Regions from separate parts of the Mus musculus genome. Here region 1 is linked to region 2. A link is a loop called in an ENCODE intact Hi-C map of the cell type or tissue named here. Cell type or tissue: left cerebral cortex. All regions are shown on one strand. Each heading gives the region's core, and the rest is flanking DNA. Links, peaks and the distances in the headings are about the cores only.

The links. Hi-C counts contacts between places; a loop is a spot of excess contacts. Peaks named below come from ENCODE experiments on the same cell type or tissue, not always from the same donor. Only the 100,000 strongest peaks of a DNase experiment are listed, where the experiment ranks them.
Region 1: a loop joins it to region 2, with 3 times the contacts of the local background. A loop is called at or near these places in 2 of 42 quality-filtered maps.

What each region holds. Positions count from the first base shown.
Region 1 is chr15:13,029,334-13,032,257 of GRCm38, forward strand. Cdh6 (cadherin 6) reads right to left here. Exons shown (of 12, transcript NM_007666.4): 12 at 1-2,924. Among named protein-coding and RNA genes, the nearest start is that of Gm35018, 61 kb to the right of the region's middle. In left cerebral cortex, for the core only: no CTCF peak of the experiment used is centred there; DNase peaks (open chromatin) are centred at 1,516 and 1,998; H3K27ac peaks cover 1,720 bases.
Region 2 is chr15:12,903,367-12,906,290 of GRCm38, forward strand. Drosha (drosha, ribonuclease type III) reads left to right here. Exons shown (of 35, transcript NM_026799.3): 25 at 2,233-2,335. Among named protein-coding and RNA genes, the nearest start is that of Drosha, 80 kb to the left of the region's middle. In left cerebral cortex, for the core only: no CTCF peak of the experiment used is centred there; DNase peaks (open chromatin) are centred at 631 and 1,311.

The DNA of each region.
Region 1 (2,924 bases), core at 106-2,605, 130 kb after region 2:
TTCTGAGCAGATCTATTGGACGTTTGTTGTACAAGCATTCCCCGTGAGTGCCGAGTGATTCTACATATGGGTTTTTTATTTTATTTTATAATAAACACTAAACTAATAGATCATAGAAAACTAAAAGCTTACAGAAGGTGCTCCAGATATATTTACATAAGTAGCATTAGCCTCACACGAAAGACCAAGATCTCATTACAGAGGGCTGCTTTTTCTACAACACTGAGTCCATTTCTCATTTGTCAAATAACCTCATGTGAAAGGACATTTGAGTTTGTGGTCCAAGGGTTTTCTTCTTCTTCTTTTTCTTTTAAGGGAATTAAGCAACTTGTAAAAGGTCTTTTGAAATTAATCTAATAACCGGGTGTCTCCTCGGCTAAGTGCCCTAGTCTTGTCTGAAATATGGCGGGTAATGGCCTTTGTTTCCGTTTGACCTCCTCTTAACACTTTCATCTGGTGGCTCTGGCAGGCTAACGTTCCCCCCAAATTAAAAAATGAGAATGCACCATAAATAAGGTATTACAAAATGGGGAGATTAAAGATTGTCTCAGCAATGCTTAAATTAAATCGATGATGCAGAGACCATAAACTCCTGGCTTTAAAAATGAGCTATTTCTTTATTAAGTTTTAACAAGTCTGTGAGCCGATGTATTTGCTTCCTAACAGGGTATTGCTCTTTGCATTAAATATTGTCAGGGTCTGGTATTTTCAGTAGAGAATTACCCCTTTTGAAAATTATTCTGTAAAGATGTCAAAGGAAGATTTAAAACTCTGCAACCATGATCGTCACTGAACTCTGAGGAGACCACAATGTAATTCCACTCTCTGGCAAAGAAAACACGCTTGTCAGAACTCAGGATGCAACCCATCGTCCTGAAAATGGCCACACTAGTTATTAATCTTTCTGCCCGTATAATCTGAGAAAGAAGGTTGGGTGGAGTGTTAGTTTAAATACAGTAAACTGCCTGTATCCTGCCCCCCCTTCTACAATGTAACAATTCAAAAATAATTTCATCTAAATAGAGTAAAAAATAAAATTACAGCAAAATGATTTTTTTAAAAACAAAATGGAGCCTGTCTTTTAAAATAGCAGATATTTTTACTTCTTAGAGTGGTTTTCCAAAGTTGTTATGCTACTTCAAACATAGTATTTGGGGGCTAAGAGAATTTATTTGGTGGCTGTAAAAGAAAAGGCATTTATTTGATTAGAATAAGCACCTCATTCAAATATTTAGCTTGCACCTAGGAATCAACTGTTTTTTTCTTTTTTGCTGTTATGTTTCTATGGTGCTCAAGGCTGCAGAATCTCAGAATGCCTTGTTGATATTTTATAAATCCTTTTCCTCTAGGAAATACCTGCTTCCACGATAAAGCATTCTACATAGAATATTGTTCATGAGACACACAGATTACATAATGGAAACATTAACAAGTTATTTTGGCTTCTCAAAACTTGGCTCTTCTGAGATCCAGAGTCAGTTTCTTGTATAATAACACTTTGAGGAGTGGAAATGAGAACTAAGCCACATATTTTTATCCTGAATTAAAATGAAATCACCAGCTTTGTTCCATCTGAAAATAGAGTGACTCTCTAGCTGAACCTCCAGAATGTGAAAGTAGGGAAGTCGTATTTACATTGCCCAGATTTCCACTCCTAGGGTCTCATGAAATGGTCTGCACATCTTTCCAAATTGATTTATTTACTTATTTGAGGACAAATGTTTTCAGATTTTTCTGAAGAAAGCAGATAGTGAGGGAATTTTAACCTAATGCACAATGGCTCAATGTTCTTTAAAATCTCAGCTTATTCTAGGAAGCATCATAAGAAGTTTAAAGACCCTCTTTCTGATGAAAAGAGGTTTAAAGTTAGACAGGCATCAGTGCTCTTGAAACAACCTTGTATTACTACCCAGTCTGCTTATGTTCAACAAAGCAAATGCTAAAGTTGGACCCCTCCTGCTCTCTTGTCATTCTCATTGCCTGTGTCTGTAGATCAAGATACAGATAATATGAAAAGTGGGCTGAAAACTGTGTTCTCCCCCTCCCCCCCAGAACGGCATTTCAAGTTGGCTCAGGACTCATCCCTCAAAGAAATCTGTCCGTGGGGATGTTCTTAACCTGGTATTTTGGTGGGAAGCAGAAATTCAGAGAGAGATGAAGTTGGAGTTCCCATTTGCTGTGTGATGATTCTTAGAGGCAAGAGTTTCTCTGAACTTGACACCTACAGGACTCAAATAGTTCAGTTTCTTTGCAGATTTGCTTCCCCAACAATCTTTGCGATAAGACAATAAATAGTTATTTCAATATTGAGTCATAGTCATCTATTCTTGGTATGATGTGTGATTTTTCAGGGTGAGATTAAAAAAAAACTTTGACCAATTACCTGGCAGACAACTCAACTTCCTTTCAAGGAACACTTGCACTCAGAGGAGAGGTCAACTTTATCCCAAAAGGTTGGAAATTGCTCTTGTCAGCCCTTGGAAATTTAACACCAAACTTCACACCAGAAGCTCAAAAGGGCAACTTTAGATAATACCTTTCTTTTTAAGAACTATGTTTCTTGGTTCAATTTGTCACATAATGTAAGATATAAGATAGAGCATTCTAATTTTACAATAAACTGTGTAAAGTGCAGTTCTTGTGATTCTTAGTAACTCTTATTAATCTTCCTTGGCTATCTTTTTTCATTACTTACCTGCGAATGGAATACATTCAGTGAAGCCACCTTGTAGCATTTGTTTGTGTTCCTGTGTGTGTGTATGTGTGTGTGTATGAAGAATTAGAAAAATAAAACCTAAAAGCTGGAAATAGCCTAAGCATGAAATACTCATCACTATTCGGGATATCCCATCACAAACAGGAAACCATTCAGGAAATACAAAGGGCAATGTGGTTGTAAATATATATATATATATATATATATT
Region 2 (2,924 bases), core at 265-2,764:
TCTCCCAGAGCCTCAGCTTTCTCATATATAAAGTGGGATCTACATTAGCTTCCACACACATGCTGGTTTTGAGAATTAAATGACATTAGGAGTTTTCATGAGTCTACTTAAAGTGGGTTTCATGATCTTTGTTCATGGAAATCATACAAAGATGTAAATGAGTTTGTAGCAGCTAGTTATTTTTAGTGTTGTTTATCATTGTTCTTACAATAAATTCTCACATTTTATAGGCTTTTGTGTTTATCAGAAAGAATGAAGGCTCTTAAGTTCCTCGTTGTCAGTGTTTACTGGAAAAGCTTTCCTTTGCTTTTGCCTTAAGTAGTTTCTTCCCCTTTCCTTTCATTTTGATATAAAGGTTGGAAAAGACTAGTTTTGTCACTGGCTTGTTGATTTGATCTTGTAAGACTGTTAATAATATTCAAAATATAGCAAATTTCAGCCTGTGGTTTCATGTTGTGTTGTACATTATCACAGTTACAGTGGTATTCTGCAAACCACCCTTGGGAGCATTGGAGAATGTAATTGAGAGTGCCTAATGAAAAACTATAAGCAACAAGAAGAGCTCACTTGCTCTTAGCAGCCTTACAGTGCATGAAGTCCAAGTGCGATGGAAAAGCGCTTTGGTGTTTAGCTGGTATGACATGCTTTGTGGTTGGAAGTACATAGTAACCAAGAACTTTAAGCCTTTCCAGCCTCATTTTCTTTCCATTTTGGGCCATAGTGAAGTTGTTTTAACTATTCTACAGATACTGGGATGACAGTGGAGAGGATATTTACCAGGTGTAGCCTGAAAGCAAGCCATTACATAGCACATTGGATGCTATCCAGAGCCACGTAGAATGACTGGCTGGCCAGCATCTCCCTTCAGGAATTGCTATATGGTCTTACGTCACCAAATCCACCCTAGCACAGCTCTCTGATTTGGAATCCAAGTGCCAAGAATATGGTGTCTTCAGCCATATTCCTCTTTGATTTCTGAAGTTACTTATTTCACATTCTAATATATAATCAAATATAAATCTTTTTGTAGAACCAGACACGTGAAAAATTATCTTACAGAGTTCCCCAGACATTACCTAGTTCTCTTCCCTGGAGTGTTTGTCTCCTGCAGAAGGCTGTGGTGGTCCCACCTTTTTCTAGGGCAGTAGCCCTGCAGCTGCTGGGGAGCACGGAGTTGGAGAAAGACTGGCAACCGCTGTGCATCCTAGGGCTTCATCTAAGTACCCCCTCCTTTACGAGCTCTGCTGAAGCCTACGTAGACAGTCAAGGCTGAGAGAGTGGGCTGTGTGAGGAGTTAGAACTCCACCACACCCCAGAAGAATTGCAGTCTGCTCAAGCAGGACTCTAGAGATAGCAAGCAATTGTATTTTCCCAGTGAGGCTGTGAAACAGACGACATTTACATAGTCTAGTATAAACTCTGGCACTTTGGGATCAACTGGGGTTTTTTTGTTTTTTAAGGAACTTTGTGCGGTTATATTTGTGGTAGGCAAAACTGATTTGAATATGTTTTATACTCTAGATTCTTAGCAGTGATTCCAATCCAATCCAAGTGGAGATGGATGGAGTCTGAATGTCTAGTCCAAAGACTGATGAGATTGCAGCCGTTAGTTTGTTCATTGGCTTGTGTCTTATTCCATATTATGTTTCAGGCATTTAGGAAGTATTTTAAGTTTTAACTTTATGGAAATGGAAACAGATTTAATACATATATATAATATTTTTATCTTTCTCCTTTTATGAAAGTCTCAGGAATTTTATAAGGAAGTATTTATTTGTTTGGGTCTACCTCTAAAAGGTCTTATATTTAATTGTATATTAGGATATGGAACGAGTAGATACAGAAATCAAGGTGAAGGCGCCTCACCTGTTCTGTGTGGTACCAGACATCATGCATGGCAAGCTAATCTAGATCAAAGACTGGAGACTCTTGGGTTAGGCTTGCATCCTCTCAGTGAATCCAAACACCCATGTTCTTCCAGCAGCAGCTTTTTTAGTGAAGTCTCAATCTTGGTTTGCACTTAGATTTGAAAAGTCAGATCTCGTCATTTCTGACCCCAAATCTGACTGTTAGAATTTGGACTGACCCATGTGGATTTAACACTCGTGAGTGTTAGACTAAGCGCCTGGTAACCTGCATAAGGCCTGTGCATTTCACCGCTGCTCCCTTCTCCGTGATGTACGGGGCTGTTTTGGTAAGTGTTCTCACCTTTTGTCATTTTGGATTTTATAGAAACTTGAACTGGATCGATTTATGCTATATGCCCATGGGCCCGACCTATGTAGAGAATCAGATCTCCGCCATGCGATGGCCAATTGTTTTGAAGCCTTGATAGGTAATTTCCCTTTCAAATCTGTTTCTCGTATGTGTTGAGCTTGTTGGAAAGTGCGTGAAAATCACCGTGGAAGCTCCCAGTGCACGTGCCCGTTCCTGAAGCGCGTGAACGCTCACCACGTTGTGCTGTACGCATCTTAGTGTCAATCACGGGGAGTCAATCATGCTTTCTACTTGCCGTGTTCTTCGTGTCTGACCTCATGCCTGGCATTTCCTGATCTGGAGTGAACACACACACCACTCGCACACACGCACACACGCACACACACGCACACACGCACACGCACACGCGCGCGCACACACACACACACACACACACACACACACGCACACAAAAGAAAACAGGAACTGAGTTACTAGTAATGTCCCAGTGTGGCTTTGGAACATATTTTAAATTGTTTGCAAGATTTTCTGATTTTATTATTTTGGAAAAAAAAATCTTTTTAATCCTAGGTTTTGAATCTGTGTAACTAGTGTTAATTTTGAAAAGGAAGACTAATATATAGACACTTCACACCCAGGCTTTATATCTATAGCATATTGTTAGCTGTTGGCATAGGAAAATTAATGGAGAATTAATTAGTGGTAAT